2 separate regions of the Mus musculus genome follow, and region 1 is linked to region 2. Evidence: chromatin loops called from intact Hi-C (ENCODE). Cell type or tissue: heart. All regions are shown on one strand. Each heading gives the region's core, and the rest is flanking DNA. Links, peaks and the distances in the headings are about the cores only.

The links. A loop is a pair of places that touch in the nucleus more often than their neighbours do. Peaks named below come from ENCODE experiments on the same cell type or tissue, not always from the same donor. Only the 100,000 strongest peaks of a DNase experiment are listed, where the experiment ranks them.
Region 1: it touches region 2 in a loop (6-fold over the local background); 32 of 42 quality-filtered maps call a loop at or near these places.

What each region holds. Positions count from the first base shown.
Region 1 is chr4:148,165,316-148,173,577 of GRCm38, forward strand. It overlaps Fbxo2 (F-box protein 2), which reads left to right. Exons shown (of 6, transcript NM_176848.1): 5 at 329-458; 6 at 650-1,102. The coding sequence ends at 784. Among named protein-coding and RNA genes, the nearest start is that of Fbxo2, 8.8 kb to the left of the region's middle. In heart, for the core only: CTCF peaks have their summits at 1,944 (motif pointing left) and 3,168 (motif pointing right); DNase peaks (open chromatin) are centred at 1,256 and 1,826; H3K4me3 peaks cover 528 bases; H3K27me3 peaks cover 6,671 bases.
Region 2 is chr4:148,111,587-148,119,910 of GRCm38, forward strand. It overlaps Draxin (dorsal inhibitory axon guidance protein), which reads right to left. Exons shown (of 7, transcript NM_027426.3): 2 at 3,973-4,414; 3 at 1,126-1,319. The coding sequence starts at 4,405. Among named protein-coding and RNA genes, the nearest start is that of Draxin, 15 kb to the right of the region's middle. In heart, for the core only: CTCF peaks have their summits at 3,336, 4,119 (motif pointing right), 5,252 (motif pointing right), 6,035 (motif pointing left) and 1 weaker place; DNase peaks (open chromatin) are centred at 3,345 and 4,175; H3K4me3 peaks cover 1,058 bases; H3K27ac peaks cover 618 bases; H3K27me3 peaks cover 2,025 bases.

The sequences.
Region 1 (8,262 bases), core at 1-8,000, 54 kb after region 2:
TGTTTAAAAGGCAAGAATACTACTAATAAATTAAGGCTTGCTTACCCCCTTCATGTACACACACACACACACACACACACACACACATTTGTGTCCCTCCTAGGATGGCTTTGGTTCCAAGGTTGGGTCTGGTTCACTTTGAGTTTGGCTGGGGGGTGGGGTGGGGGGACCCAGTCTCCTCTGTGGACGAAGTTTCTTTATATGTGAAATGGGGACACTGCTGGGGGGGGGTGCACTTGCCCGGCAGGGATGCTGGGATAGGCAGAAGAGATCTCTGGCAGAGTGAGGCTCTCAGCAGGTGAGGTCTGTGTCTCCCACTCCCCTGCAGGTACTCGGGTCGCACTGATGCGGGCAGCCTGTATGAGCTCACTGTGAGGCTGCTGTCGGAGAACGAAGATGTGCTGGCGGAGTTCGCTACAGGACAGGTGGCTGTGCCAGAGGACGGCAGTTGGATGGAGGTGATCCCGATGGGCCGAGGGGGCAGGGTGGGGATATCCCGGGTAGAGCTTGTGGAAACTCCGTCCCCGGCTTGTGGAGCCTGTGCAAGTAGAGCCCACAATTAGAGCTGGGGTCAGGCTGCTGCGCTCAAGTGGGACGGCAAGGACAGCCTTAGACCCCTGAGGCTGACGTGCTATCCTTTCACCCCCAGATCTCCCACACCTTCATCGACTACGGGCCAGGTGTCCGCTTTGTCCGCTTCGAGCACGGAGGGCAGGACTCGGTCTACTGGAAGGGCTGGTTCGGGGCCCGGGTGACCAACAGTAGCGTGTGGGTGGAACCCTGAACGACCTCCCCTACCCCCACCATCCGCCCTCTAAGGCAGAATTCTGGGGTAGAAAGGCCTTAATTTAGTTGGTAGCATCCTCACCTGCCTCGCCCACGCCTTGCACCTGCCTCTCTCCCGCCCCTTCCTTCAGTCTGGTCCCGAGGAAAGAAGGACATGTTGCTTTACTGTAGGATGGCTTTCATTTGCATCTCCACGGGCAGTCGCTTCTAGAATGTACGATCCGAGGGGGTATGGGGCTGCTGCTGGATCCCGCGCTCCTAGCATTGTGCCTGCCTCAAAGTGGGCACTCAATAAATATTTGTCCAAAGAACGCAACAATGGACGCACAGATGAATGGACATCTCCACCACCCCATCGTGCTCCGTCTCCCCAGGGCCCCTGGCCCGGCCTGGAAAAGTACTTGGTGGCCGTCCAGCTGCTCGGGTTTCCAGGGGCTCTTGGGTTGGTGTGGGGCCAGCTGGGCCTGGGCAGGCCAGCGGACAAAGGCTTGGATTGTGAGTCTGAGGAGGGGCTGGCTGAGCCTGGCGCCTGAGGACATCCAAGCTGCCCAGAATCCACAACAGGGCTTGGTAAAGGAGTGTGGGGTGCCTGCCCAACAGGCTCCGTTGGCCCAGTAGTTAGGCTGTGTCTTGCTGCGTTGTTCCTATCCCTCTCTGGAGCAGTTTGGCAGTGACGCCACCAGGTCTGGATAGCATTCTCTTGGGCTTAGAGATGAAGGCTGTGGAGTGGCGCGCGCACACACACACACACACACACACACGCACACACACGCACACGCGCACGCGCACACGCGCGCGCGCACACACACACGCGCGCGCGCACACACACACGCGCGTACACACACACAGAGAAGAATAATCTTGGCTACTCTTTTTATTCATCCCTGCTTTATGCTAGCCTTCCTGGCTGGGCCAGGATTGGTTTTATCTACAAGCTGCCTTTCTGTGCCATGCTTGGGGTAGGCCGTGGGGAGGGTGTGTTAGGCTGTAGGTTAGGCTACTTGCTTTCTGGCATCTCAGCTCCTTCCCAGAATGCTCCATGGCTGACTGGGGGTGAGGAGAGGTCTTGTCACTGTTGTCCTAATAGAGCCACTGTGACCCCCCCCCCCCACCCCCAGCTCTGCCTTCATCTTTTAGTCTGTGGTTTGGTGCCACCTGCTGGTGAGGTGGGACAGCCGCCTGAGCTGGGACTTGCCTTAGTTCCTTGACCCTTCTGTCTAATTGCTTCTAAGTCTCTGTCTTGGGTCTTCCGGGACTACGTGTGTGTGTGTGTGTGTGTGTGTGTGTGTGTGTGTGTGTGTGTGTGTGTGTGTGTGACCCGTTCTGGTGCCCATAAAAGAAAAAGCATCAGATCGCCTGCCTTTGGAATTCTAGGTGGTTGTGAGCCTGACATAGTGCTGGGATTTGAATGTGGCTCCTCTGGGAGAACAGCAAGTGCTCTTAACCTCCACGCCATCTCCACTCCAAACTCCCCAGCTCCCCCGTTCACCCCAGTCCTTTCTAAGGGGACTCCGAGTCTGAGGGGAGGGCAAGGTCCCACCCACCTTAATTGCTAATCATAAGAGGAGCGACTGGTGGCCTCGGGCCTAGCGTAATGGAAGGGAGCATAAACTCGTGAGCTTGGGTTGTAATGAATGTTAGGTAAGGTAGAGCTTTAGGGCAAAGGACTGCAATATGTGTGTGGAGCCTACCTGGCTCAGAAGAGGGAGCCCAGAGCACTGAGGCTGTCCTTTCAGGCCAAAAAAATTAAAAAAAAAAAATAAAAGAAAGAAAAAGGCTTCTCAAGGGTCAGGAACCCACCTAAGAGACCCAAGGAGTTGGCTGAAGTGTGGCGTGACAGTTAAATTCAGTAGTTCTGGGAGACCATCTGGTTGACAGAGACGTGGCGGTCAGGAGGTTGTGTTGCTCAGGGAGGTGAAGTGTGAGTTCTTGGGCATCCCAGTGGGTGCTTGTTGTCCACTCAGATGTGAACAGGGATTGTCACCACCCTTCCCTAACATGAAACAGAATAAGATGGCAAGTGGCACCCGGAATCAACATAGCAATACAGTCAGTCTGCATTGGGGTACTGTGATCCACGTTCATTCTTTTTTTTTTTTTTTAAGGTTTATTTATTTATTATATGTAAGTACATTGTAGCTGTCTTCAGACACTCCAGAAGAGGGAGTCAGATCTCGTTACGGATGGTTGTGAGCCACCATGTGGTTGCTGGGATTTGAACTCTGGACCTTGGAAGAGCAGTCGGGTGCTCTTACCCACTGAGCCATCTCACCAGCCCCCACGTTCATTCTTAACCCTCAACTGGGCTGAGCCCACCACCCTGGAGGCATCGAGGAGGAGCTGAGGTCAGCGTTCCTCAAGGAAAATTCCACGTGTCAGCCAGCAGGTGGCAGCCAAGGGCTCTCTCTCTCTCTTAGGGCAACAAGTTGAATATGCATTGCTACTGAATATGAGTTGAATGTGACTTCCTACTACATGTCAGGAAGAGATCACAGTTAGTCAGCCTCTGCTGGCGTTCACACTGTAGAGGGAGAAACATGACTAACAAACAATCAAATGAAGCCAGCGGCCAACATGAGGTGACACTCTCCCTACTCAGTGGGCGCCCATTAAGAACTGTGCTGGAGGCAGAGGCAGGTGGATCTCCATGAGTTTAAGACCAATGTGGTCTCTACATAGTGAGCTCTAGGCCAGCCATAGTTACACAATAAGACCCGGTCTCAAAACAAAACAAAACAAAACAGAAAACCACAACCCTCTCCCCCAGAAAACCCCAAATCAAATATAGTAGCAAGAAAGGATAAAAACTATCTTAAATATCAATTTTTATTTCTTGTATGTATATGTGTATGTGCATATGTCTCTCTGTGTGTAGCCACATGGGTGCGGATGCCCGAGGAGAGCACCCTATCCCTTGGAGTGGACGTTACCATTCGTTGTGAGCCTCCTGGTGTGGGTTCTGGAAACTGAACGAGTCCTCTGAAAAGAACAGCAAGTGCTCTTAGGTGCTGAGCCATCTCTCCAGTCCCTGTTCTCTCTCTCTCTCTCTCTCTCCCCTTCCCTCCCTCCCTCCTTCCCTCTCTCTCCCTTTCTCTTTCTTTCTTTCTTTCTTTCTTTCTTTCTTTCTTTCTTTCTTTCTTTCTTTCTTTCTTCCTTTCTTCCTTCCTTCCTTCCTTCCTTCCTTTCTTTCTTTCTTTCTTTCTTTCTTTCTTTCTTTCTTTCTTTCTTTCTTTCTTTCTTTCTTTCTTTCTTTCTTTCTTTCGAGTGAGACAAAGCATAGACAAGGCAGGCAATTTCCCTGAGGTCACACAGTCCTCTAGTCCTTCATAGAAGTGGGATTCTAGCCAGCTACTCAGGGACCTGGTCTCCACAGCAGCGCCAACAAAGGAGTACTGAGGGTGACCGGGTTGCTCGGCCAAGGGCATCAGGAAGGATCTCTGTGAAGGGACCTTTGAAGACGATGAGGAGGCCCCAGCTATACAGAGGTCTGGGACAACACCACCACACGGGCAGCCAAAGCAAAGGCCCTGGGCTGGGAATGAACCTACCTACAGCAGGAATGCAGCCAGCATGCCTGGAGCAGTGGGGACACAGCTTGCCGCTTGCCGTGAGCTTAGAGATGCAGATGCTAACCCAGAGAGTCTCCCCAGGACGCGCTGCGCACTGTGCTACATGGTGTGACATGAGCTTCCGCTAGGGACAGGAAGTTTCTGGGAACCGGGGATTAGATAGCAGCAGTTTACAGACTTGCCCGTGGAACCACATTTCCAGAGAACACTGGGTGACCGGACGGTAGCAGTGACGACGGTGTGGTCACCGCAGTGTCTTGCAGCGGCAACAGGCTCAGGCTGAGGACTCCTGTGCTGGTTTTCATTGTTAAGAGCTCACGTTCAGGCTGGGTGGTGGCGCTCGCCTTGAACCTCAGCAACACCCGGGAGGCAGAGGCAGGCAGATCGCTGTGAGTTCCGGGCCAGCCTGCTCTACAAAGCGAGCCCAGGACAGCCAGGGTTCTGTTACCCAGAGAAACCCTGTCTCCAACCCGCCTCTCCAGAAGAGCCCAGGTTCATCCTACCTGCTCACCAGCCGTTTCAGGGAGAGCTGCGTCCTCAGGCAGGGCGCCCTGCTTTGCTTGCCTTCTCCTTTTCTTCCCATCAGGACCCCCAGGCTGTGGAATGGCGCCGCCATCCCACATTCAGGGTGGATCTATCCACCTCATTTAACCCAATCAAGAAACCTCTCACAGACAAGCCCAGAGACTTGTCTCCTCCACTATTGTAGGAGCTGTTAACTAGTCATAGGTGGGAGAGGCTGGTTGCTCATGAGGATATCGGAAGTGGCTTCCAGCTCAGGGATGAGCTAAGTCATTACGGTTCAGGATCAGACATGGGATCCTACTGGAGCCAGAGCAAGGATGAGCTGGGGGCTGAAATGGACATGACATGGAAGGTGACTTCAGGGTTCTAGCATGGGTCATACCCCCAGGCAGATTGAATGAGCACCAGGGGTGCCAAGACAGTTTTAATTAAGGTGTCATAGGATGTAAATGGATTTTCTTGTATTTTCCTGGTGATTATCTCTGTTTAGCAGCTTTGTAATGGAAAGATCGCTTTTTAATTAATGTGTATGGGTGTTTTGCCTGCATGTATGTATGTCAAAGAAGACCCAAAGAGGGCATTGGATGCCCTAGAGCTGGAGTTACAGATGGTTGTGAGCCACAATGTGGATGCTGAGAACTGAACCCAGATCCTCTGGAAGAACAATCAGTGCTCTTAGTCTCAGATCTATCTTTCCAGATTCTCTTTCTTTTCTAATTTGTCTTGTAAATAGATTTGAGAAGGGAGCAAGGGGCAGTTCCTCTTGTGACCACCAGATGGCAGCATCATCAAGGCGGTTCTCAGCTTGGCGGCCTCAGACCTGAGATTTGAATCCAAAGCCCAACCAGGCTCCTTGCTGAGGGCTCAGTGCCCATCCCCAGGGTCTTTGAAGAGGCTCAGCCTTGGGGTCTCTCCATGCAACTTGTCTTTTGTTGTTTTGACACAGACTTTCAAGTATCCCAGGCTGGCCTGAGGCTGACATTGAATGTCTGCTTCTCCTGCCTCTGCTCTTTGGTCCTGGAATTGCAGGTGTGTACCACCATGCTTGGTTTAGGTTCAGGCCTGAACCTACAGGGGGTTGGAGGTGGTCTTTAGATCTGGGGTGCTCCTGCACCCCAGCAGAGCCCTGGGCCTTCTTCAAGCCCCCTCGGCTGAAGAAAGCTTAGGATACCCAGACAGATCCTATTTCATCTCCTAGTGAGTCCACTGTCCCCCCCCCCCTTCCCCCAAATTAAACCTAATCTTGTGTTGACTCTGCTGAGCAGGGAGAATAATGCAGGAGATTAAGACAAGATGGTATTCAGTCTCCTCCAACAAAAGCCAATTAATTGCTGGTAGGATTATCTCGCTGAGTTAAAGCTGCTGTCAGCTCGGCAGACAACTAGGGTGCTTCAGCTCAGGTCTGTGCTGACACAGCAGCAGGAGAGATTCAGGGAGATATTAGGAAGAACTGTCTGGGTGGGGAAGGGGGTGTGAGGATGGTGGAAGCAGCCATGCGGTGATGTGGTCAGATGGGGAGCTCTGTGGAGTCCCCCATTTCCAAATGTGTATCCTGCCTTTGCCTCCTGAGGCCAAGCCACCTGATCACCTCCATCCCAGGCCACCTGGGACCTTTCTCTGCTTTTTGGGCCACCTCCCATCAGTGAATGTGGGGTCAACCTCCTCCTCTCCCCTGACTCCCCTTCTTTCCTTTTCTTCCAGGAGTCAGGAGACACACATGTCTAGGGACAAGAACACACATTTAGTTTAGGCCTGTAATCTCAGCTACTGGGAAAGCCGAGACAAGAGAATAGAAAGTTCTAGGCCAGCCTGGGCTACAGAGTGAGTTCATCTCTAGCCTGGGCTAGAGAATGAGGGCAATTAGGCAAACTCAGTCTCAAAAATAAGAAATGAAAAGAGGACTGGTGATACAGGTCAGAGATAGAACACTTGTCCAACATATGGGGGGGGGGCTCTGGGTTTCACCCCCAGCACAGAGGGAAGAAAAGGAGTGGGGGTTTGCAAACTGACACACTAGGGTCTCCCCTGGATTTGCCGCTTCTCTTTATAGAAATAAAGGTGCAATCTGGATCCTGAGGGTCCTGCCCTGATGTTGCTCAGGCTAACCTGCCCAGGGCACACCACACACTGTGGGCTGCAGGAGGAGAATGGGGTGGGGAAGGAGCTGTCCCCACTCATGGGTTTCCCATACTACCTGTCTGAGTTGCTGTCCACTTCCCTACACAGCCCTCCCAGAGTGCTAACCTTTGTCACCCTGAGTGTACAGAAAGAAGCTGGTGTTCAAAGAGTTCCCCCTACCCCACTCCCCCTCACACTGTACCCTGTAGAGCCACAGGGGTCCAGGGCCCCCCAAGGTACATATCCTTCCCTCAGGGCTGTGGTACATTTTTTTAAAAGATTTATTTATTTATTTATTATATGTAAGTACACTGTAGCTGTCTTCAGACACTCCAGAAGAGGGAGTCAGATCTCGTTACGGATGGTTGTGAGTCACCATGTGGTTGCTGGGATATGAACTCCGGACCATTGGAAGAGCAGTCGGGTGCTCTTACCCACTGAGCCATCTCACCAGCCCGGTACATGTCTTATAGATGGATGAAGCCCTGTTTTCGGCAGATGGGAGGCTGTGGCAGACACACTGTGCTGGTCAGTGGGATGCGTGGCTCCCCTCTCCTTCCACTCTGTGGGAAGCCCAGTACCCTATCCATCGGAGAGCACAGCTTCATTGACTTTGATCTCTGAGTCATTGGTATTTTCCGAACACAACAAAAATGTCCCTGAAGTGCAGTGTGAAGTCCAGGATGTGTCGCAGCTGTGTGCCCGGTGTGCTAAGCACCGTTCATCTCTGGTTGCAATGCACTAGGTCATTCCATCTGGAGGCTCAGAGAGGGACAGCCTGGATCTGTGTCACACAGCACACAGCAGGGTGCTGGACCCTGTGGATGCCAGTCCCGCAGAGCAGGGGGGAATCGTGCAGAGCCCAAGGGGTTTCCTGAACCCAACAGTGCTTCCTACACTGGGCCTGGCCTGGGGGGATGCACCTGCACCCAAGCTCTTATTAAGCCCCTTCTGTATGCCAGACACCTTGTTATGCTTCCAGGAGACAACAGTGACCCAAAGGGGCCTCATCCTGGAAGCTCAGACAGTGTGAGAGACAGACTTTTTTTTGGAAAGGGGGAAATTGCCCACTCTGTGACTCATCACCTCTGTCATAGACAGGTGTGGAACAGTGAAGGAGCTGTGAGGGAACAGTCTCTTTAGTTTGGATGGCCAGTCAGGGAGGGCTTCCTGGAGGAGAAGGCGAGTGGACCCTTAGCCTCTGAACAGGGACAAAGAACTTCCATGTTAGGGGACATGGGCTCCCTGGCCCTTCCTGACCCAT
Region 2 (8,324 bases), core at 230-8,229:
ACAAAACAAAACTTTCTAAGCTATCGGCAAGAATGACCTGGTGAATGCCTGTCCCTTTCTTCTAGAATCACCAACCCCCAGATTTGTGCAATCCCCTCCCAACCCCCTGCTCCCCCTGTTTTCTTTCCACTTTCTTTTTCAGAGTTGGGGAGTAGATAAGTCAACCCCCCAACTGACTATGCCATTCTAGATCTGTTTTTTAAAATGATTTATTTATTTATTTATTTATTTATTTATTTATTTATTTATTTATTATATGAGTACACTGTCACTGTCTTCAGACACACCAGAAGAGGGCATCAGATCTCATTACAGATGGTTGTGAGCATTGCTGGGAATTGAACTCAGGACCCCTAGATGAGCAGTCAGTGCTCTTAACATCTGAGCCATCTCTTTAGTCCCTAGATCTGGGCTTTAAATCACCGTGGCTGCTTTCTGTACTCTTCCAGACTTTAAACGTCCTCCACAACAGTCCCACCTCTGTGTGTGCAGAGAACAGCATGCTGAGATGGAATTGGCTTCCTGGTTGTCCCCAGCCCGAGCCCCAACCATGTTGTCTGGGTGCTGGCAGCCCCTCTACAGACAGACTACCTGGTGGAGTCAGAGATTAACGGTGTTCACTACCACCCCGCTGTGCCTCAGTTTACCTAAGTGGAACAGGAGGTGAATCAATTCAAGCAGCTGGGCACACCTGTGAGGGACTTCTCCTGACTGGATGGTTGAAGCAGGAAGCCCCACCTCAAGTGTGGGCCACGCCTTCTTGAGGTAGCCTCCAAGAAAGGACAGGGAAGGAGGAAGCGTTTGCTTTTTTTGCCTGCTTGCCCTGACTCTCGCTGGCAAGTTCATCTATCCTGCTGCTGAGGCATTCCTTTGCTGGTCTTAGAACCTGCTCCTTCAGAATCCAACATAGCCCAAAATCCCCTGAGCTAGCCAGCCTTGGAGTCTTGCCTTTCCATCGGGAGACAGCTGCTTTTGGACTAGCCGGACCACAGCCTGTAAGCCACTCTAATAAATCCCTAGATATTTACATTCACACTATCACTCTGTTCATCTAGGGAACCCTGACAGGCAGCTTGCATGAGGCTTAAAGGCGTGTTCAGATTCAAGGCCTCGTGGGGCCCCTACCTGGGGCCGCAAGGACGTGACAGGCAGGATCCGGGACTCTTCTGTAGTAGGCGTGGCACCGTCTGTCATGGTCAGGAAGAACATGGTGGGGGCCAGGCTAGTGGAAGACTCCTCCATGGTACCCTCCAGCATCCGGTCTTCAGAGGGTTCCACCTTCTTCATGAGGGAGCTGGGGCCACGGATGGCAGCTCGGCCTGAGACAAGGCAAGCACAGGCTGACCCACCTGCTGTTCGGTGTCTACCTACAGGGCATCCTGTCTTCTCTGCTGTGCCACCCCACTGTGTACTGTGTAAGCCAAGGGCTGCTGGGCATCATGAGCCCTTGATCTACCCATCATCCTTGCTGTCTACCCTGCTAGAGACCTGTCATTGGGGAGGGGTCGGTGTGTGAACAGAGGATTCTCCACTAGAAGCTACATTCTAGTAAGTCTGGATTCAGGATGCCTGAGGTTGGCCAGTTACATAAAATCATAGAAGACTTCCTGGAGGAGGTGAGGTTTATGGAGGTTGAAGACACTGCTTGGGGAGAAGCCTTTGAGGTAGCTGGGAGGAGAGCCACTGCTTACACACACACACACGCACACGTACACACATACTCATGTACACATGCATGCACACGCATGTGCTTCTTGATATTGCACCTGGCATGCTGGGTCCCCAGTGAACCCCTCCATGATAATGACTTCATCTAACTTCCCCAGGGACTCTTGAGAAGTAGTTGCTGCTCTGCTCATGAACAGGGGAGGAGCCTGAGCCAGAGAGGTTAGGCAGTTTCGCCAAGGACAAACAGCTCGTGCCTGGCAGAGCGTGGATTTGAACCTCAGTCCTGAGTGCAAACCTGATGCTTTTAACTCCTGGGGCCATCTTGAAAGACACCTGGGTGTGGGATACTGACAGTGGCAGGGAACAACACAGGGTCAGCAGAGGGTCACAAGCAATGGGACCAGGACAGAGGCTGGAGGAGTTGCAGAAATGAACCCCAGTCAATCTGAGGTTTCCCAAATGCTGATAAACTGGCCTGGCCTGGCCTGTGGACTTCACCTGCCCTCTGCCACCATGTCACCATCCCTCAGGACATCCCTGCCGTTTCACTGAAGCCATCACTTCGTGGAAACTATGGGCCCCATGTGAGTCCTCAAGGCATCAACATCTTCTAAACTGGCAGAGGGGATCTCGAGAATGGGAGGGCATGTGTTGCCACGTAGGGGTCTCAGTCGACCTGGCAGGGAGGCAGTTCCTGCCCTACTCCACTCCTGTTGCTATCCACAGGAGAAGCAGGCTGAGGCTGCTCCAGTTTCTTCTTAGAGAAATAATACCCTGTGAACCCCACCAACCCATCTGTGGCGTTGTTGTTCTGCCCCTACAGGCAGTCACAGGTGGCCTGTGCAGGCTCAGGGCCAGGTGAGGCTGGGCAGAGGCCCGCTGGCTGGTGAGTCTCAGGTTTGCTGGAGACTGTTCGTTTGGGCCTGGGTGACCGCAGGAGCACAGGGAATGGAGGCAGAGAGTGTGTTAAGGAAGGTTGAACACAGGCAGACATGGGACGGTGACTTCTCTCTCTCAGGACACTGAAGTTTATGTCTTTGATGCGCCCGAGGACCCAGGGCTTGGTCTTGGGGCTGGAGAGATGATGCAGCAGTTAAGAGACGTCCTGCTCTTGCAGAGGGCCTGAGTTCAATTCCTAGCACCCATGTCAGGCGGCTCACAACTTTGTTTAACTCCAGCTCCTGGGGGTCTGATGACTGTGGCCTCTGGTGGCACCCATACTCACATACACATACACCACCCCACCTCCACACACACATACACATAATTAAAAATAAAAATAAATCTTAAAAAAAAACAAAAACAAAGAAAAACTTGGCTCTCCAGCCAGTGGCTCTCCATGGAAACAGTAGGGCCCTCTGGGAGATGAGGCCTAGCAGAGGAAACTTGAGTCATCAGGGTGTCTTTGAAGGAGATATGGGGACCCAGATGTTCCTGCGCTGTCTCTTCCTTCCTCCCCCTTCTCCTCTCTCATCCCTCCTCTCTGTGTCTATCTGTCTTTCTCTCTCTTCCTCCTCCTTCTCTGGGCCGCTGGGCACCATGAGGTGTCAGTTCTAGGCTTCTTCTATGATGCTTTGTCTCACAACCAAGCAACTGCAGGCTGGACGTCCTGCATTCCCCATCCCAAGTCAACCTCTCTCCTGCTTTGTGCCGCATCTCCCAGTGATCGCCACACGGTGTCGCTGGTGTTCAGGGTTGGAGGATGCCGACTGGGGAGCCAAGGGTTTAGTAGCAGTTTCCCTAGGCTTTGTGAGCATCAGCTCCCTCTTGCACTAAGGTTGGGTGGCATCTTTGCAGCAGGACAAAGCGAGGCTTAGGAAGGGGACTCGCTCAAGGCACAAACTCGCTAGTAGCGGAGTCAGACACGGGTCTCAGCAGATCTGGCTTTAGAGCGCAAGCTCTCCACCCAGACTCTGCTCCAGAGCTCACTAAAGGATGTGCTAGGAGGAAGACTCCAGCCGTTCTGTCTGTACGCAGGGAAGCTGTGAGTAGGGTGGATTTAGGTCAGATGCAAGGTGACTGATTGCCTAAGGGAGCAGAACTTCTATGTCAGTTTCCTCTCTTTCACCCCTGTCTCTCTCCCAGGTCTCTCCCTTAGCCTTTCCCTGCCTGCCAGGCCACTCTGACTTCAGGAAGATGCCTCCCCTCTTCTGGGTACCCCTTCTGCCCTAGGTGGAGACCTCTGAATGGTCTCTTCGGGGCGCGGGGGCTTAACACGCAGACTTTACGACCACTTCCTGCTCTTGGCACTGGATTAGAGCCTTCTCCCGTGTAGTTCCCTCCTCCCCCCAGGTCTCCAGCTACCTCGGTGCAGTCGCAGACGGTCCCTGCGTCTCTTGTGTTCTCTGCCACGTTTCTTCACCCTCTCCCAAGCGGGAGACCGGGCCTCCTTCTCGGGGTAGGGCAAAGTCAGCCCCAGAAGCAGCTCCTTATTCTGCAGAAGGCCAGCAGGGGGCTGTCCGAGTGTCATCTGGGAAGCCTGCTTGGTAGCAGTGACCACAGCCCCCTCCTGGGCCCGGCTAGGCCTTCCTGGGCCCCTGTCTTTCTTCCCCAGGCCCCGACGGCCATGATGGCTTGCCTGGGACACCCACAGTGCAGAGCTGGGGAGGTGGGAGTGGGTCTCCGGCAGGTTCCGGGCAGAGGATCCAGATGCAAGGGTGCCTGCCGTGTGGAGCTCTGGAAACAGCAGGAGGATCAGGAACAGCGTGGGGACCCTGAGGACGGGGCACCCTGCCATTGGCTCTCCCTGAAAGAAAACCAGCATCATGAGTGCTGTACACAGCCCCCCCACCCCCCCACCCCCACACACATACACGACATCCCCTCCCAAGGCTCCATATCTGCATCCCATCATCCAAAATGCTTTCCCCTCGTGGGTGGAGGAGACTCGGCTCCCTGTACACATTTCTGATTTTAACTTTTAAAATGTTTTTTGGATTATATTCTTTAATATTTATTTATCTTATGGATATGAGCACACTGTAGCTGTACAGATGATTGTAAGCCTTTACGTGGTTGTTGGGAATTGAATTTTAGGAACTCTGCTCGCTCTGGCCCAAAGATTTATTTATTATTATACATAAGTACACTGTAGCTGTCTTCAGACACACCAGAAGAGGGCGTCAGATCTCATTACGGATGGTTGTGAGCCACCATGTGGTTGCTGGGATTTGAACTGAGGACCTTTGGAAGAGCAGTCAGTGCTCTTACCCACTGAGCCATCTCACCAGCCCCTGGACTGTTGTTGTTAATTGAGGTTTTATGTTGGTTTTGAGACAGTCTCGTGTAGCCCGTGTAGCCCGGAATAGCAGGAGGAGAACTGTTCCTCCCGCCTCCATCCCTCAAGCATCAGAATTGCAGGCATGAACCACCGTGCCCAGCTTCTTCCCTTTTGGGGGAAGATTAAAAAATTCATTCGCTTACATACATTTATTTGTTATGTATGGTGTGTGTGCATGCAGAAGTCAGTTCTCTCCGTGGGTCAAGTACCACACTCCAGCTTCACAGCAAATTCCTTTACCTATTTTTTTCTCTCTTTTTAAATTGTTAATGATGTCACGTAAATGCAATACCTGGGGAGGCCAGAAGAGGGCACTGGATCCCCTGGAGCTGGGTTCTGAGCAGCCTGATATGGATGGGTGCTGGGAACCAAATTCAGGTCTTTTACAAGAGCGTCAAACAACAAGCACTCTTAACCTAAGAGAACCATCTCTCCAGCTTCTGTTCCCCTCCTTGAGACAAGGTCTTTCTGTGTGGACCTAGAACTTGTTATATAGGCAAGGCTGGTCTCAAACTCACAGAGATTCACCTTCCTCTGCCTCCTGAGTACTGGGATTGAAGGAATACAGCACCACATCTGGCTCTTTCTTTCTTTCTTTCTTTCTTTCTTTCTTTCTTTCTTTCTTTCTTTCTTTCTGTCTGTCTGTCTGTCTGTCTGTCTGTCTGTCTTTCTTTCTTCCTTTAAACCATATTATTATTATTATTATTATTATTATTATTATTATTATTATTTTGAGACAGGATCATGCCGGCCTTGAATTCATGCTGCTCCATCTGCTTCAGGATCCTGCATGCTGGGATGATAGGTGTGAATCACCAAGTGCTGCTGCGGTCATTTCAACATGTCAAAACGGGGTGATGTGAACGATTTCTGATAGGAGGAGGCCAAGAGAGCAGGTGGGCACACCCACACCACGATTCAGAGTTCGGTTCCTCCACAAAGGATAGTCCTTACAGGGCTGGGAAGATGGCTCAGTGGTTAAGGACACTTGCTGCTTTGTTCTCAGCACCCACATGGCCATTCACAACCATCTATAATTCCAGTTCTGAAGAGCTATCGCCCTCTTCTGGTCTCCTTGGGTACTGCATGCACACAGTGCCCAGACACACATGCAGGCAAAACAGCCATACACATAAAATAAAATAAAAATTTTAAATCACCTGAGGCTGAGGATCTTTGGCTTCCAGACTAGTCTAGATGTCCTTTCTCTGCCTTTGCCCTTAGCCAAGCCCTCTGAGACACAGCTGAGCTTCTTAGAGCCCAGAACATACCCCTTGCTGCTGAGATTTGACCTGTATCTCACATCCAGAAACTGGAGTGCTCTATTTCCTTAGCACCTCTCTATGGTGACTCCTGTCATTTCCCCCATATTCCTGATGTAGGAGACAGTTGCAGGATGGTGAGTTACACCTTATGAGCAAGTGTCTGCCCTCTGGGCCTCATGTGGCTGTCCAGAGTGGCTTAGCTCTGTCATTGTCCCTATTATCCACTCTCCCCACCTTTGATAGAATCTCATGGTGCCCAGGTTGGAACCCATTATATAATGAAAGGAGACTTGGAATCTCTGCTTCTCTTGCCTGCCTGCCTCTGCCTCTATAGTGCTAGGATGACAAGCATGCATCTGTTTGTCAGTTCCCATGAGCTTTGAGAGTCTCCAGAGGTTCCGGCATTGTCCCATGGAGCTGAGGGCTTTGGGAATGGCTGTGCAGAAATGACTCTGACCATCCCCCCTCTGCCACATACACACAGAGTAGAGCAAGCCAACCTGTTCTCGTACCCATCTTAGGCAAAGCAGAGCCTCTTGGAGATTCAGTGCCCAAGCATGAGGCTGAGCCCAGTGGGTCCAGAGGACTGTTTCAGAGGGCCTGGATGTAGCGGGTGGATGGGACATGTCTGCCAGTCCCTGAGGACCCTCCTGCCTGTAGCAATCGTATCCACCCCAGCTTCACTGCCCTGGCCAGGCTCATACCAGGTCAGCTGGCTGATTGAATTTTTATGGCACAGGATTCCATTAGGGTCCCCAAGGTGCTGATACCACCATTTCTTTGTGATTTGTGGCTTTATAATTAGGTCTGGAAGATTCCCTGGTTCCCAGCATCCCTCACTCTAGCTGGCCCAGCTTCTGAAGCCCTCAGGACCACCTCAGTCAGGCTGGTCTTTAACAACTGGAAGCAGGGGCTGCCATGCCCAGCCTTGGAGTCACCACCTCGCTGACCCACAAGGCTAAGAAAGAACCACATTTCTCTCCACGCTCCTCTTCACCTGGGGCCCTGGGCTCCTCTCAGAGCCACTGACTAGATGAATGTCACCAGATCTCCTGGCTTCCTGTTTCCTCTGCTATCTTGAGATCAAGACCTGAGGTGCTTTGAAGCCAGCTTGCTGTCCCCATGGAGTCACAAAGTCAGTGACCCTCAGAGCTTCCCTATCAGCCTGGGTGTGGTCTTGGAGAACAGCTCTTCCCTTGCAGAATCAAGTGAGAAAGCCCATCCCCTGTCTCAGGATGCTTGATCACATTGTGAACCCTAAAATTAGAAACTGGAAAAAACTTTGTCATGGTGTGGCTAAGCCTAACACTCACCTTTAATCCAAAGAGCTTTCTGTAAACAGGAGTTAAATAAAGTCAACGATAGGTCAAGAGGAAGTGGACATAGGAAGTAGAAAAGGAGGGATATTGAGTTGAAGGTATTTAAGGCAGGTGGCATGGTAAGGAGAAAGAGCTTTTTCCTACTGGGAAATAGATGGAGTGGGGAAGTTAGTTGGGTGCGTTCTCTGCCTCTCTCAGCTAACAGGCTTTCACCACAGCAGCCAGCTCCTGAGTCTTCATTGATTTTTGTTTTAAAACAACATCCACCATCAAGGCTGGGAAGATAGTTTGATAGAGAGATTTCCTAGCATGTACAACACCCCCCCCCATGTTTGATCCTCAGCCCTGCATAGACTGGTGTGTAGTGGTGCACACCTGTAATCCCAGGACTCAGGTGGTAGAGACAGGAGGTTCAGGAGTTTGAGGCCATCCTTGGTTATGTAGGGAGTTGGTGGGGGAGGGGGCAGAGAAAGGGGAGAGAGAGAGAGAGCTCTTTTAAAGAGAAATTAATGGGGGCTAGCGAGATGGCTCAGCACTGACTGCTCTTCTGAAGGTCCTGAGTTCAAATCCCAACAACCACATGGTAGCTCACAACCACCTGTAATGAGATCTGACGCCCTCTGCTGGTGCGTCTGAAGACAGCTACAGTGTACTTATGTATAATAATAAATAAACCTTTGGACTGGAGCAAGCAGGGACTGAGGGAGCAGAGTTGACCGGCGCGAGCAGGGCTGACCTACCAGAGCAAGTGGGACTCACCGGCGCGAGCAGAGGTCCTAAAATTCAATTCCC